Regions from separate parts of the Homo sapiens genome. Here region 2 is linked to region 1. Evidence: read pairs that join two places in POLR2A ChIA-PET (ENCODE). Cell type or tissue: CD4-positive, alpha-beta T cell. All regions are shown on one strand. Links, peaks and the distances in the headings refer to the core of each region. The heading gives the core; the rest is flanking DNA.

Evidence for each region. ChIA-PET counts read pairs that join two places held together with the same protein. Peaks named below come from ENCODE experiments on the same cell type or tissue, not always from the same donor. Only the 100,000 strongest peaks of a DNase experiment are listed, where the experiment ranks them.
Region 2: POLR2A ChIA-PET joins it to region 1 with 15 read pairs; 3 of 35 experiments call an interaction of 5 or more read pairs at or near these places.

What each region holds. Positions count from the first base shown.
Region 1 is chr4:108,351,069-108,359,408 of GRCh38, reverse strand. No RefSeq gene overlaps it. Among named protein-coding and RNA genes, the nearest start is that of LEF1, 190 kb to the right of the region's middle. In CD4-positive, alpha-beta T cell, for the core only: no CTCF peak of the experiment used is centred there; a DNase peak (open chromatin) is centred at 3,688; H3K27ac peaks cover 1,988 bases.
Region 2 is chr4:108,463,907-108,472,246 of GRCh38, reverse strand. No RefSeq gene overlaps it. Among named protein-coding and RNA genes, the nearest start is that of RPL34-DT, 150 kb to the left of the region's middle. RefSeq lists an enhancer at 4,763-4,942. In CD4-positive, alpha-beta T cell, for the core only: no CTCF peak of the experiment used is centred there; no DNase peak of the experiment used is centred there; H3K4me3 peaks cover 480 bases; H3K27ac peaks cover 404 bases.

The sequences.
Region 1 (8,340 bases), core at 86-8,085:
GCTATTGGTTTTGGTGAATTGCCTCTTTCTGCTTACATCACCCAGCTCAGCCCCCATTTCTCCTGTCTGGATGTCAAAATCCTAATTGAACATGGGTAACTCTCCTTAGTTTTGTCATCTGTGAAATGGGAATGAAAGTATCTTATAATAAAGATGATTTAAAAAACCCTTGTTTTGCCTCAGGTAGGTTGAGTTGGTTCCGCAACTTAAAAGGAGCCTAATTAATAAATAAATTATAATGTATTCTTATTGTGGAATATAATATAACCAAAAATGTCTTAATTGATAAGCATGGGGGAAATGTTTCATTGTAACTGTTAAGTAAAAAGAGCAAAAGTTTTGAATGAAATAATCCATGTAAAATGATGAGAATAGGGCATCACACGGGCAGCACTTAAAACATGTAAGTCTTTACCACTGTTACTTCTCCTTTGTGCCCAGATCAATACCATCTCCCTTATGAAGCCCTATGTCCCAGCCAGAGGTAATCTCTCCTTACAACTCTATCTAGTCACTCTGCCTTTGCCATTTCTCACTGTAGACTTGGGATCATACTAATTCATGTCATGTTCTATCTCACCTTGTAATAAATATCCGTCCTTCTTGTTCTGCTTCAGTTAGGTTGAGTTGGCTCTGCAACTTAAAAGAGAGCCTATCTAATTAATAAATTATGGTCTATTCATATGATGGAATACAATATAACCAAAAATGTCTTAAGTCATGGGGAAAATGTTAATTATGCTTTGGTGAGAAAAGTTGCATAGAAAACTGTTAATATAATACATTCGCAAGCAATAAAACAGAACCAAAAAATTACACATGTATACATTAACATGCATAGAAAAAACACTGCTGAAAAATATGCCCAATAATAATAGTAATATTTGGGCATAAGATTATAGTTGATGTTTGCATTGCCTATCTTCATATTTTCTGGAATTTTTCTATTTCTACTCATCAGGAAAACAAAAAGTAATATGCTTTTATTAAGAAGGCAAATTGTGTCTGGGTGTGATGGTTTATGCCTGTAATCCCAGCACTTTGAGAGTCTGAGGCAGGAGGATTGCTTGATCTCAGGAGTTCAAGACCAGTCTGTGCAACATAATGAGACCTTATCTCTACAAATAATTTAAAAATCATCCAGGTGTGGTGGCATGTGCCTGTTGTCCCAGTTACTCTGGAGGCCAAGGCAGAAAGATTGCCTGAGCCTGTGAGGTCAAGGCTGCAGTAAGCCATGAGTACACCACTGCACTCCAGCCTGGGTGACAGAGTGAGACCCTGTCTCAAAAAAAAAAAAAAAAAAAAAAAAAAAGGCAAATTGTTAAATGAGGACAAATAAAAAAGCAAGGTGTTAGGGAGAATTTCATGAGTTTCCAACTTTATCTGTTCATCCAACTAACATTTTTAGAACAACTACTATAAGAATGAGGATGTGATAAATACTATCAGAGAAAATAGACTTAAGATAGATCCTGACCTCAAAAAACTTAATATTTAGTTGAGGAGATGATACAGACAGATGGGAGTAATAATGCAGAAAAAGCAGTAGAGGAAGAGAAAAGATGAGCGACCTGAACAGCAAAGGCTGCCTGTGCTCCTCCTGATGTGTCCACCATGCTGGCGAATGGGCTTCACAAAGAGGCCATCTCAAGGACTCTTTGATGGAAGAACGGGCTCTGTGGCAATTAAATTATTATACAATCAAGGAAGTCAGGAATGAAACAATTAAATTAAATCCACACATCTAACATTTTACTTTAAATCACTGATGTCAAATCATTTCCATGCTTTTTCCCCAGTTTTGCTAGTAAGTAGCGAAATAGTTTGAGTGAAAATTCCATCAACTTTCGGTTGACCTGTAGAGAAATGACAAAAAAGCAAACAGCTGAAAGAAAAAGAGAAGCAGGACAAAATATTCTCAACCAGACTTTCCCCCAGAGACTACTAGAGCTATAAAATTTGATTTTTTCTTTTAAAATTATGTTTTAATTTTACTTAAAAACCAGTGTGATAGTAAAATTTGATTTTTTTAATGCTAAAATATTCTCAATTCTAGGTAAATTTTATGGAAATTAAGCTCTTCCTGCATTGTTTCTGAATAGTAAATGTATCTGATTTTCTCAAAGCTAATATAAGTAATTTAATCCTCCCCTTGTTCTAGTTGAAAATGTCAATAATCTTTGCAAAGAATCTTAGTGGAATTTATTGTCAATATATCCAAACTTTATCATATAGAAATAAAAAAAAACACAACAGTTTTACTTTGATGGAAATTTTATCTGGGTTCAAAGTTACTAGATTTTCCCTTCTACTTGCTAATGGAAAAATTGACAATCTCGAACTATGGCAAATCCAAATAGTTGGCTATTCCTTTGTGACACATGAAGGAAGGGTTCTAAGAAAGAGGAATGGTATTCTAATCGTCCTTTAAAAAGAAGAAATTGTGGGTATCAGTGGTGTCTGAGGTAGTCACACAGAAGCAGACAAAAATGCAGGTTGTTTAGAAGACTTACCTAACACAACCTACTACATCAACTTAATCAAAGGTAACATTTAGGCTAGAAATTCACTTTCAAGAAAATCAGAGGCTTCTTTAGTCAAGGCCAGAACATTCTGATACTTCCCACTAACTTACAAAACAGTGATTCAGGCTTTCAAACACTTGGAGAAGGCCCTCCACATCAAAAAGTTTACTAAGGACCGTGCATGGTGGCTCATGCCTGTAATCCCAGCACTTTGGGAGGCCGAGGCAGGTGGGTCACTTGAAGTCAGAAGTTCGAGACCACCCTGGCCAATATGGTGAAACTCTGTCTCTACTAAAAATACAAAAATTAGCCGGGCATGGTGGTGTGCGCCTTTTAGCCCCAGCTACTTGGGAAGCTGAGGCATGAGAATCGCTTGAACTCGGGAGATGGAAGTTGCAGTGAGCCGAGATCACACCACTGCACTCCAGCCTGGGTGACAGAATGAGACTCTGTCACAAAAAAAAAAAAAAAGAAAATGTTTACTAAGGAAATACGTATTTCTGCATTCTGAAGAAAACCCAATGATTAAATGAAGTTACTGATGCCACCACTAGCAACAGTTTTCAAAATCAGGCTCTTAGGTGTGATATTTGGAAATAAGTAATGTCTTGATTACTTCTCTTCTTCCTATATAGTCAGGGGTCAACAATTACATTTCAGAGCTGAATTCATCCCAGCTCACAGTGCCAGATGGGCCTCCAAACAGATTCAGTCAGTGGAGACCAAGACCAGGAGCAGCTGAATCTTGGCTGCAGTTCAAGATGAATCTAGCCCACTTTGCCTCCCCCACTCCCTGGGGCTTCTCCAGACTTCTGTTTCAAAGACAAGGCTAGAGACTGCCTAGCACTCAGCCAGAAGCTTGGGCAGATGCTGGAGGCGCCTCAGCCCAAGAAAACGTAGATTTACCTGGCTTAATCTTATCACCCTTTGACTTACAGAATTGAAACTAGAGCCTCCAAGGCAATTTTCCGAAAACATTTTTTCAAGTCATTAAAAATATGCATAATATTATCAGTTACCATTTATAGCAGCTGTATTTCTAGTAACTGGCATTGTTGTTACTTTAGGCAAGCCAGAAATTAAGCATGCCAGGAACTGACATGGTGTGTTATGTCACCAAAACAAAGAGCTCACACTGATAAAAGGCAGGTTGGCTTCTTTGTGGGTTTTCCCCTTCCTTCTACAAAGTGTAGCTGTTGTCTTCTTTCCCGCTCTCGATATGGGGTGAAGTGTTGAGCAACATAAGAAGCTGGAGTCTCTTTCAAAGACATCTGTACTCTAAAGGTAGCAGGTTTATCAAATGGCCACAATTTGAGCAGGTACAAAAACTCTATTTCCTTTGCCTTAGATCTAATAATCTAGTGATGTTTTTAAACAGCTGATATTCCTGGGAATCTGGCATATTCATCTTGTAGGGAGGAAAAGATATGATTTTTTCTTGTCATTAAAGCCCTGGGTGGCCAGGGCTGCTTGCAGGGGGAGGCAGTAGAGACTTACTCAAGTAGCAATGAACAAAGAGAAATAGATATTAGGAGGAAACATGACAGAGTAGGGAGGATGGTTATAAAGCTCTGGAAGACAAGGTTGCGGGAAGCCTCTCCCTCCAGTTCTCCCACCTACCAATTTCTCCCTCACGGCATCTGTTTCTTTTCCAGGCTCAGTTAGCCCCATCACTGACAACATAAGGAAAGGGCATTCTCTGCTGGGGCCATTTTCATTGTTTTTTTTTTAAATCTTCTCAAAAACAAACACACATTACTGCTTTTTCAAAAGAGAAGCTAGTATTATTTGTGGGTTTCCATTTTCATGTGTATGATTAGTTTATACTGATTTCTGTTCTGGCTGGGTCGATGTCCACATGCTGCCTGAAGTATAAAGGCGTGTGCACATATATTAGACACAAACTACTACCATGGTGGTAAAGACTGCTATGCATTTAGTCCCCAAGTCTCTTTCTTTCTGCACACCCAGCTAGGAACACTGTGGAAGAAAACTACTTGTTGACCAGGAACACTCACTGTAAACACTTACATGAGCAAGCAATTAGCTCCTGCTATATTTAAACCATAATACACTTTTGGTTCTATTTGTGACAGCAGTTTAGCCTAACTTAACAATACCCCCACAGTCACATTTGACATGAAAACACACACACACACATCATACAAGCATAGTTATCTTCAAAGGTCAAGTTCTTTTGAAAGCTGGAAAAACCTTTAGTGCGCTAAGAATATGTTACATCTGAAGAGTATTTTCCAATTCTCAAAGCATTTTCATGTATATTCTCTCATATAATCTAACAATTTTGTAAGGCAGGTGTTTCAGTCTACAGGTGAAACAATTTGGCTCAAATAGGAAAGCGGCTCTCCCAAAGTCACATAGCCAGCAAATGGAAGAGTTTTAAGGAGGGCATAGACCCAGATCCATTTCTCTGGGAAGGTCTTTCCTCCTGTGCATTGATGAACATTGACACAGCTTATTAAAGCTCGGCTCAAGCTTCACCTGCTGCAGACTTTCCTGGCCACTTCCACTCCAGTTAGAGCTAACTGTCTGTTCTTTTGTGACCCACTTAGCCTTGTACATACATCCAGTAAGATACTCACCACATGTTATTATACTTATTTATTTACATGGGCTCTAAGGGTACTGAATGAGGAAGAAGACCTTATTGCTTCTTAAACCTGCATGATTTCAAATCCATAGTCAACATGCTGCAATGGTAATTTACATGGCTCCAAACGTATGGGAATAATTTGAAAGGATGCTTACAATATTGCAAAAGCACAGTGTTTCCTTTGATAGAATTTGAGCATAGTTAACAATCCAAAAAATTTTTTAGAAGTTACATATGAATCACTAGACCTTCTTAATATTAAAAGGTACCTGAAATACAGATTATTCCTGTTTAGGCCAGAATTGTTTTAATCTGGCTAGACTAAATCAGTTTCGATAATGTGAATGGTGTTACATAGTCCTAAGTAATTCCAAAATGTAACTCTATAAGTCAGCATTAATACAAATACATTCATAAACACATATATCCACATATTAATGAGGAGAAAGATACTGTCTCGCTTCTCTTCATTTTTTTTTTCATTTCACACTTGTAATACATTTATCTCTGTTAAATAAACCAAGTGAAGGTAACTGAAATTGAGTACATCACATGGCCTAACTGCACAGGCTAGGAGCAATGATATTAACCCTGTGTATACTCAATTATAGGTAAGGCATTTTGGGGTAAAGACTCATTACATTTCCACGAGTTGTGCAAGCAGTCAGGTTTAAATCTTGTAGAATCCTGCCAGCAAAAATATTAGAAGTGACTCTCACCTTTTTCTATGCGAGATCTGAGACTTTGAAGTCATGCTCCTTGCTGCATGCAGGCAAAGAAACATGAAGGAAACATATTTGTCTGCTGGAACTACATGGGAAATTCGAAAACACCCACCATTTGTCATTCCCAGGAATAAAACTGGGAAGGGTGAACAGAACTCTCGCCAATGTTAGTTTTCTAGAACATGCCTTGGGCATAGTTAGTGAGAAAGAAAGAGGGAGAAAAAATCAATTGGTGAGCTTTCCTGGCTGAAAGACAAGATTCAAATAAGCTCTTTAGCCCTTAGTTTCAGCATTCCCAAACATCATAAAGATTTCAGCTCTTGTAAAAGGGGAGCCAGTTGTTTACAATAGTCTATTCTGGAGGGATTGGGTGTGTCTCGTGAGGCAAATATTTGCCCATAGGAGGTAATAAAATTGTATTAAGCTCTTCTCCACTACTGTACACGGTCATCAATGTGATTAGCTCACTCAAGTCTATTTTAAGATCCTGTCAGGCACAAACATTAACACAAACCTGGCATTTCTCCTTACGAATATATAATTGACCTTTCAAGTCTGTAATCTCATTTATCAAAGCGGATGGCAAGGATTTATGCAGAATAGTTTGCACACCTCTTTGATTTCAGCCCCCTGAGAACCCAAACATGCATCCCACCCAATCCTGTTTTATTTTCGCCATATCCTGTGTTGTTGAATGGGCCTCTTGTAAAAATGCATTGTGCACACTGCCCCCCACCCCGTGTTTTTCTGAAGTTCTAAACAAATCTTACATCAGTTGTGTAAAATGTGCAGTTCTCTTACATTCCTCAGGCAGACTTTAAAGGTCAAAGTTCTAAAGAGTTGGGGAAATCTTTTTGCAAGGACAAGAATCCACATGGCTGAAAACAAGAAAGTGGTTTAGTGGACAGTAAAGCAAGCTGCGGGGGCAAAATCACACTCCAGAAAATGATGGTTAGAGGGGAGGGTAGAAGTGTGCATATCTGGAGCTTTCTCAAACTATCACCCTCTGCTTGTTATACCCTTTAACTCAACCTTCTGGAAAAATCCACTGACCAACAGCACTGCTTCTTCATTACAGCAACAGCGAAATGGAGTGAGATACTGTTAGATTCTCAGCAAGCCAAAAGGACAGTGGAAGAGCTGGTAAAGAAAACAAGGTTAAGGCCTCGTTGCCCCCATCAGAGCTAAAGCCAACCATTAAAACTCCCTTTAGCATTTCCATTTCTGTGCCTTCACTATTGAGCTCAGCCCTGTCTCATCTCATAGTACCCTCAAGCACCATCATTTGAAATAATTTTATTTCCATAAACATGTATAAAACAATGTTTCTCATAAACATCTATGCGTTATAAGGATTTAACTCTAAATTCCCTTTCAAGTCAGTTCAGGTGCCAGCAAGGATCCAAACTACTCTTTGTTTCTGGCTGAATGATGTACACAATCCCAAGAAAGACACCAAAGAAGCACTCAGCTCTGTTGCTATAAAACTAATAAATAGTGCAATCAACACAGGACACATTCCAGAGAAAGCCTGTGCTCAGTGGCTGGGTACATGACTCAAAGCAGCAGCCTCCCACTATCAAGAGTGGTCGAAAGATTGGGTTGTGAGGATAGGGGAAGGATTACATGTCATAAGAAAAAGGAAATTATGTTGATAATGATTTCTGGAGTCACTGCCAGCAACTTCAGCCAACTTGCCTGCAGGTTATCAAAATGTGCCAAATGTAGGTCCAGCCCTGTCAAGATTCAAAACATTCTTCACTCAGATCAAAGGAAGACCCTCAGAATAATTTTTTTTACTCAATACAAATATTGTCCCCAAAATCAGAGATCTCTAGACTGTCAGACTTAACGTATAGTAGAACAATTTCCCAAGTTACTGTTTTAGTACGAACGTATGGGAATAATTTGAAAAGATGCTTACAATATTGCAAAAACAGTGAGTCCTTAATATCACCATTCAATCATTGTTCAATCATTCACTTAATGCATTTCTTGGGCACTTAATGTGCAAAGTATTTTGCTATTTCTGTGCAGAATCCAAAGTTGGGAGGCAGGATAGCATCACGTTTAGAAATACACACTCTGGTGGCATTCCAAACTTTGGCGGGTCACTTACTAGAGGTGTTATTTAACATCTCTAAGTCACATCTACTTCCTATGGCCCTCATAAAGGTCAAATGAGATAATGAATGTAAAACACTTGGCAGAGCTCCGGGCACATAGAAGTGCCCAGTACATGTTAGTAGGTATTCAAAGTCATAATTTCTAGAATCAAGGCAACATTTCCGAGAATAAAAAAAATCATGGATGTTTGACAGGATATTTGTCCAGCTCCTTAACACATCACTTTCCCTCTTCACACACACATACACAATACTCATGGAGCTCTCAGATTTTCTTTCTGCAGGTAAGTATTTGCTGTTAGGTTTATTTATGCATTGTACTTAGAATTGTTTTTTCTTAAACAGTCAGG
Region 2 (8,340 bases), core at 260-8,259, 110 kb before region 1:
AAAGTTGCTATAAACATCTGCATACAGGCTTTTGTTTGGATGTAGGTTTTCAACTCCTTTGGGTAAATACCAAGGAACACAGTTGCTGGATTATATGGTAAGAGTTTTCTAAGAAACTGCCAAACTGTCCCCCAAAGAGGTTATACCACTTTACATTCCCACCAGCAATGAATGAGAGTTTCTTTTGCTCCACATCCTTGTTAGCATTTGGTGTTGTAGGTGTTCTGCATTTAGCCATTCTTGTGTGTAGTAGTGGTGTCAGGCTGCTGTTTTAATTTGTATTTCCCTGATGACATATGATAAGGAATATCTTTTAATTTGCTAATTTCCATCTGCATACCTTCTTTTGTGAGGTGTCTGTTAAGGTCTTTGGCCCATTTTTAATTGAGTTGTTTGTTTTCCTATTGTTGAGTTTTAAGTGTTCTTTGTATATTTTGGATAACGGTCTTTTATCAGATGTGTCTTTTGCAAATATTTTTCTCCCAGTCTGTAGTTTGTCTTTTCATTATATTAACATTGTCTTTCACAGAGCAGAAGTTTTTAATTTTAATGAAGCTAGAGTTTATCATTTTTTTGTGGATAGTGCCTTTGATGTTGTGTTAAAAAAGCTACCTTCATATCCAAAGTCATCTGGGTTTTCTCTTATGTTATGTTCTAGGAGTTTGGTAGTTTTACATTTCACACTTAGGTCTATGGTCTATTTTGAGTTAATTTTTGTGAAGGGTATAAGGTTTATATCTAGACTTATTTTTTTGCAAGAGGAAGTCCAGTTGTTACAGCACTATTTGTTGAAAAGGCTATATTTGTTCCATCTTATTGCCTTTGTTCCTTTGTCAAAGATAAGTTGACTATATTTATATGGATTTATTTCTGGACTGTCTATTGTGTTTCATTATTTTTCTATTCTTTTGCCAATATCACACTGTCTTGATTACTGTAACTTTATATGATGCCTTGAATTGGGGAATGGTCCTTTAGCTTTGTTTTTCAATATTGTCTTGGCTATTGTGGGTCTTTTGCCTCTCCATATAAACTTTAAAATCCCACAAATAATTTGCTGGAATTTTGATTGGGATTGTATTGAATCCATAGATCAAGTTGGGAAGAACTGACATTTTAACAATATTGAGTCTTCCTATTCATGAACATTAAAAATCTCTGCATTTACTTCTTTGATTTCATTCATCAGAGTTTTGTAGTTTTGTTTATATAGATATTCTACATATGTTGTTGGGCTTATACCTAAGGATTTAATTTCAAGGTTACTAATATAAATGGTAAATTGTATTATGGGTTTTTTTGTTTGTTTGTTTTTGTTTTTTTTTGAGACAGAATCTCGCTCTGTAGCCCAGACTGGGGTGCAGTGGCACAATCATGGCTCACTGCAGCCTTGACCTCCTGGGCTCAAGCAATCCTTCCATTTCAGCCTCCTGAGTAGCCGGGACCACAGGCATGCACCACCATGCCTGGCTAATTTTTGTGTTTTTTGTAGAAGTGGAGTGTCCCACATTGCCCAGGCTGGTCTTGAACTCCTGATCTCAAGCGATCTGCCTCCCTTGGCCTCCCAAAGTGCTGGAATTACAGGCCTGAGCCAACACACCCCGCCATGTTTTTCATTTCAAATCTCACTTGTTCATTGCTGGTAGATAAGAAAGCAATTGACTTCTGCATAATAACCTTGTATCCTGCAACCTAGTTATAACTTCATATTAGATTCAGGAGGTTTTTTGTTGCTGTTTATTCTTTTGGATTTTCTACATAAATGATCATGTCATCTGTAAACAGTTTCATTTTTTCCTTCCCAATTTGTATATACTTTTTATTTCCTTTTTGTGACTTATTGCATTAGCTAAGATTTCCAGTACCACACTGAAAACAAGTGTAAGAAGGGACATCTTGTTCCTGATTTTAGGGAGAAAGCTTTGAGTTTCTCATCATTAATTAGGATGTGAGTTTTAGGGTTTTATTGTGGCTGTTCTGTGTCAAGTTGAGGTTCCCTTCTACTTCTGGTTTAGTGAATTTTTATTATGAATGGGTGTTGGATTTTGTCAAATGCTTTTTCTGCATCTGTTGATAATCATGTGATTTTTCTATTTTAAGCAATTGATATAATGGATTACCTTAGCTGATTTTTGAATATGGAACCACCCTCGCATACCTGGGATAAGTCCCACTTGGTCATGACATATAACAATTATATGAGCAGAATGCTCACACATTGTTGGATTCAATTTGCTAATATTTTGTTGAAGATTATTGCACCATGTTCATGAGAGATACTGGTTTGTAGCTTTCTTTTCTTGTAATGTCTTTATCTGGTTTCAATATTAGGACAATGCTAGCCTCATAGAATAAGTTAAGAGGGGTTCTTTCTACTTCTATTTTCTGAAAGGAATTGTAGAGAATTGGAATGGTTCCTTTGTTAAATGTTTGTTCTAATTCACCAGTGAACCAATCTGGGTCTGTGTCTTCTGCTTTGAAAGGTTATTAATTATTAAATTTCTTTAACAGAGATAGGGCTACTTACATTGTCTATGTATTATTGTGTGAGTTTTGACAGATCATGTCTTTTAAGAAGTTTGTCTGTTTCTTCTAGGTTATCAAATTTGTGGTCATACAGTTGCTCATACTAACCTTTGTTATCCTTTTAATGTCAATGCTCTCTACAGTCTCCTCTTTCATTTCTGATATTAGTAATTTGTGTCTTCTCTGCCTTTTTCTTCATTAGCCTGGCTAAAGGTTTATTGATTTTCATGTCTTTGCAAATAACCACTTTTGGTTTAAGTGATTTTCTCTATTGATTTCTTGTTTTCAATTTCATTGATTTCCACTCTGATTTTTATTACCTTGTTTATTCCGCTCACTTTGGGTTTAATTTTCTCTTCTTTCTCTAGTTTCCTAAGGTAAAAGTGTAGATTACTGATTTTAGATTATTTCTTCTTTTCCAATATATGCATTAAATGCTATCATTTTCCCTCTAAGCACTATTTTTGCTATAGCACACAAATTTTAATAAGATGAATTTTCATTTTCACTTAGTTTAAAATATTTTAAAATTTCTCTTGAGAGTTCTTCTTTGACTCATATGTTATTTAGAATTGTGTTATTTAATTTCCACATATTTTGGGATTTTCCAGTTATATTTCTGTTATGGATTTCTAGTTGAATTTCACTTGTGGTCTGAGAGCAGACACTGTATGATTTCTATTAAGTTTGTTAAGGTGTGTATTATGGCCCAGAATGTGATCTATTTTGGTGACAATTCCATGTGAGTTTGAGAACAACGTGTACGCAGTTATGGTTAGCTGTAGTAGCCTAAAGATGTCAATTATGCTGCTGTTTCTTAAACTTCCAAGTTCCATTCTGTTCTTGGATGTATATATTTTGCTATGGGAGCCTGTCATAGATGTCACAGCAGCGGGCAAAGTGTGAAACAGGGGGCCTAAACAAATATTTTAAAAGATATGCTTATTTCCACTCAAACTCTTGAGGAATGAATGAATGGAAACAAAAATATCTTGATAGATATTAACACCCAGCACTTATTTATTTACCAGACACTATAAACATACCATCTCAATTTTATCTTCAAAAAAATGCTCATGAAGTACCTACTATTGAGGAAAGGGAGGCTCAGGAATATTAGGGAATTTGTTCATAGCTAAAAACAGGATTTGCTCATAATCTTTCCATTGGGCTACACTGTAACTTTTGGCAGATTTTATTGCAATCAGCAGAAGCTGTTGAGTGATATAATGAACACTATCAGTGTCCTGCCATATCCTATTGCCCTTCCCATTTGGTGTATGCTGCCCACCTTCTAACTGCTAGCTCTGGCAAATTCTTTGCCTGAAGACTTTCCCTGGCTAATTGGAACCCATTCTGCTTCTGCAGCAGTACAAAAGTATCCACACATGAGTGCTCTACGTCCACCCAACCAGTTGTCAACCATTGACTGAGAGGAGCTGGTACAGAAATATCCTAGCTGCTTCATTCTTTAGGTAGGATAACTCTAAGATGTGTGTTCTACACTGGCTCCAAGTGAGTTCTCTAGCAAGAATATGCTTCAGTTATCCACAATGGTAAGTAACTTGCTTGATAACAAACATTTTATTGGCTGCTTCCTTCCCTTTCTCAACTCCTCACCTTCCTATCAGTGTTTGCTAGCATTGCCGTTCAAATAAACCACTTGTATTGGATCCTTGTCTCAGAACCCACAGGAACTCAAACTAAGACAGTTGTGCTTATACCTTGCTACTAATAAGTAAAAAATTGGGGCCAGGTGCAGTGGCTTATGCCTGTAATCCCAGCATTTTGGGAGGCTGAGGTGGGTGGATAGCTTGAGCCCAGGAGTTTGAGACCAGCCTGGACAAAATGGTGATACTTCATTTCTACAAAAAACGCAAAATTAGCTGGGCATGTGGTGTGCGCCTGGAATTCCAGATACTCAGGAGGCTGAGGTGGGAGGATTGCTTGAGCCTGTAGGGCAGAGGTTGCAGTGAGCTGAGATTGTGCCACTGCACTCCAGCCTGGGTGACAGAATGACTTCCTGTCTCAATTTAAAAAAAATGAGGCTGAGTTAAGTATGATGGTTTGATTGAAAAATGGCTCCAATTTTGTACCCCTCTCTATATCCAAACCCTTTATAATGTGAGTTTGCAGCTCCTCCCACCAAGAGACAGAGTATATTTTTCCATTCCTTATATCTATATTGGCTTTGAAATTTGCTTTGGCCAACATAATGAGGTGGAAGTGACAATCTGCCAGTTTTAAGCCTAGGCGTCATGAAGTTTGGTGAGCTTCTGAACATGCTTGCTCTCTCACTCTTGCTCTTGCTTTCACTCTCTCAGAGGTCTTCCACCTGCATAAAAACAAGTCTAGGCTAGTTTCCTGGAGGCTAAAAGCACATATGGAACCAAACCCTTCAGAGGCTCTAGCCATCTGACACCAGCCAGCCCTTAGCTGACTCACCAGCTGACCACAGATACATGAATAAATCCAGCTATTCTCAGCCAAGTACAGCCCAGATCAGCAAAACAACCTAGAAAAATGAGAGACTTTGGGCAAAAATAAATGCTTATCCTGTAACCCACCGCTCTTTTCTATGCAGCACTTTTGTGGCAATAGATAACTGATGCAGGTACCGTGAGCTCTGTCGATTTCTGTTCTTTCCACTTCCTTCCTTTTGCCATAGCCTCTGCATACTCTCTGCTAGTGTTTGTAAATATATTAATATTTTCTTCTGATCACTGATTAAGCTGAAACTGCTAAGCAATGTGTAGTAGCCTCTGCCGTTAATTTTACTGCAATCTAAAGTTTCAGAAAATCTTTTTAGACCTTTCCTTCAGTTACTCTGCATATTGCATGTTGAGTAGCTAGTGTATTTTTATTAGAAATGATTATACTATAAGGAATTGTCTAAAGAGAGAGTAGAGGGCTTGAGGGAACACAGGGACCTCAGAGAACATAATGGGAAAGGACAATTCTCTCCAGAAAAAAACATTTTAAAACAGCAAAGAGAAGATGAGAGACAAGACCATGGCTCCATTTCTTCATTCTGCAAATTGTTCAGCTTCTACTTTGTTCAATGCTGAAGATTCTAGGGCGTATAAAAAGATGGTCCCTGCCTTTGAAGAACTAAGATTCTAGTAGAGGATTGTGCCCAGAACAAAAAAAAAATTAAGTAATTCTCTATGTTCTGGAAGTTTGAGAGAACATTTAGTAAATGCATGTTTCTTATTTGGGGATGATGTTAGACAATGAGAAAGTTCTTATGTGGCCTGAGGCTTCCTGGAGGGCAATGCGAAGAAGATCAAAAGCGCAAGGACTGGCAGGGTAAGGTCAGTACTAGTGGGAGGGAGGACTTGACAGAGAAGGAGCCGAGAGGGAATTCACAACCACCACCATGCTTCAGTGCATGCAGTGGAGTCCTGAGAATCTGGGAGGCTGGAGATGGCGAGGTGCATCCGGAGGGCTCCCATGCCTGCTCAGGAAGAGAAATAAAGCTTCTGTGGTTGCTGAGGGAAGTAGGTTTTATAGTCGCCCAGTAGTTCACAGATTTACAGAGAGTCTACATACTTAATGGCAATGAATGTGTCATTTGGTATTTGTGTTCATTAAACTTTTTAATAAAACTTTGGGTTAAGAGTGCTTATCTCATATTTCAGACATTCCCAGGAGTGCTTATAAAGTGGCTCGAAGTAGGAAAAATATGCCATTTGGCAATATTCCATGAAACTAATTACCATGAAGAAGTCATGGAAATTTGCACAGAAAGGCTTGCTGCAAAAATTTGAATCAATTCAGAAGATAATTTACCGAGTGTTGCCAGATTCTCATTATATCCCGTCCCTCACCTCCCGCATAGAAGCTTGAAAAGGTTCTGTCACTTTGCCTCCCTGAATTTCAACCATCTGAATTAGTCCCTTACAGTCTGACTTTTTAGGACCTCATGGAGGTCTGTATACTAACACTATGATAGAGCACGGTGTGTTTTTCTTTGCTTTTTAGAACAGACTCATTGACATGAAATACATCATCAAAGTTCCCAGTTTAGATCAAGTTCTCCGTGGTCATCTTCTGAGACACAGAAAATGGTATCATGTCAGCCACTTGAATGCCAGCTCCTTGAGGGCAATGATTTTACCAGTTCAGTTCAGCTCAATTGTATTCCCAGTGCCCGACGTATTTGTTCAATAAGTGGATAAAAGGATTAAATACCATCTCATGCCCAAGAATAACAAAGCCAGTTAAAAACAAAAACAAGAACAAAAGTGAGCACTTCTTCTCTAGGGAAATGAAAAAATAAAGCATTTCTCAATAATATATGAATTAGGGGTGTCTATATAGGAATTATTTCTATGTGGCCCAGGGTATAAAGGGGCCTTAGAATAGGCCAGGGCAAATGTCTTAGGTCTCATAATTTGAAAGTCTCTGGGCAGCTCTCTATAACTCTCGTCTCAATCATATTCTGACTATCTGCCCCTATTCAAAAGAACCATATGTGGCCCATGATGGTAGAGAGAGAGATGGCCCCCTTTCTCTGGTAGGTCTGAGCCAAGGGGATTTTGAATAACAGAAGACTGGTAGGTAGTGTTTTGAGAAAGAAAGTACTGGTCACAAAAAAAGATGATGAGGCCGGGCGCAGGGGCTCATGCCTGTAATCTCAGCACTTTGAGAGACCTAGGCCAGCGGATCACTTGAGGTCAGGAGTTTGAGACCAGTCTGGACAACATGGTGAAACTCCATCTCTACTAAAAATACAAAAATTAGCTGGGCATGGTGGTGGGTGCCTGTAATCCCAGCTTTTCAGGAGGGTGAGGTGCGAGAATTGCTTCAACCTAGGAGGTGGAGGTTACAGTGCAGTGGATGGTGCCACTGTACTCCAGCCTGGGCGACAGAGGAAGACTCCATCTCAAAAAAAACCAGGATGGGTCCCTCCCAGCTTTCTCTGTTTTGTGGTCTTCTGTCTTGATTCTTTGGTTTTATAAAATACCTTTTCTTAAAATAATGACATTATTTTTATTGTTCTTCAGATTTAATTTGGTTCTAGGTGTCTGTGAAAGATTTGTGACTTGCTGCTTTGCAAGTCACACCTGGTAAAGCATTCAGTGAGGTCCTCCCCCATACCGTCTGTGACTCCAGTCTTCACCATCATCAGCCCTGCATTGGCATGCAGAGGAAAATCATTCTGGGTAAATGATTTCTGTCGCTGAAATCTTATGAACACAATTTTCTCAGTTTCTTCTATGGAAGACAAAGATGTAGCTCTGGTATTTGATAAACATCAAAAGCATTTGGCTTAATCTTGACTTTGTCACCATGGGCTTTCTTTGAAACCAATAAGAAATGCTTTAATTGAAAACCAAGGGATGGACTGGGGCTTTTGGGCAGTACTCTGGGACTACTCATGCTTTGCTGGCATAAGGAACAGAACTAGTGTTTGTCAGTAAATGTGACCCGTTGTCTGGGGTTATCAGTCCTAGATGAGAGTCTCAGAGTTGGAAAGGACCCTAATAGTTTCAGGGTCTAACCATTCATTTTGTGCTTGTGAAATGGGCAAAGTTCCCTTGTGCCTCTCGCAGGGTGTGCTATGGTGGTATGGCTCGCTTCTTCAGTGCCCCGCTGCTCAAAACCCCTAGTGGGAGCAGGCAGACAGGCAGGTCATGGGGAGCATGGGCTCTGACCCCACAGCAGCATCTAAGGGTGAATGTTTACAGCTCCTGAAGCCCCTGTGGGCATGTTACAGTGTGCTCTTTTAGTTTTGCCATCTGTAGGTGGCTTGTGTTAATCAGCTCAGGTAGAACCTTTGCCTTATCGCAAAGACAGAGGGCTTTCTCT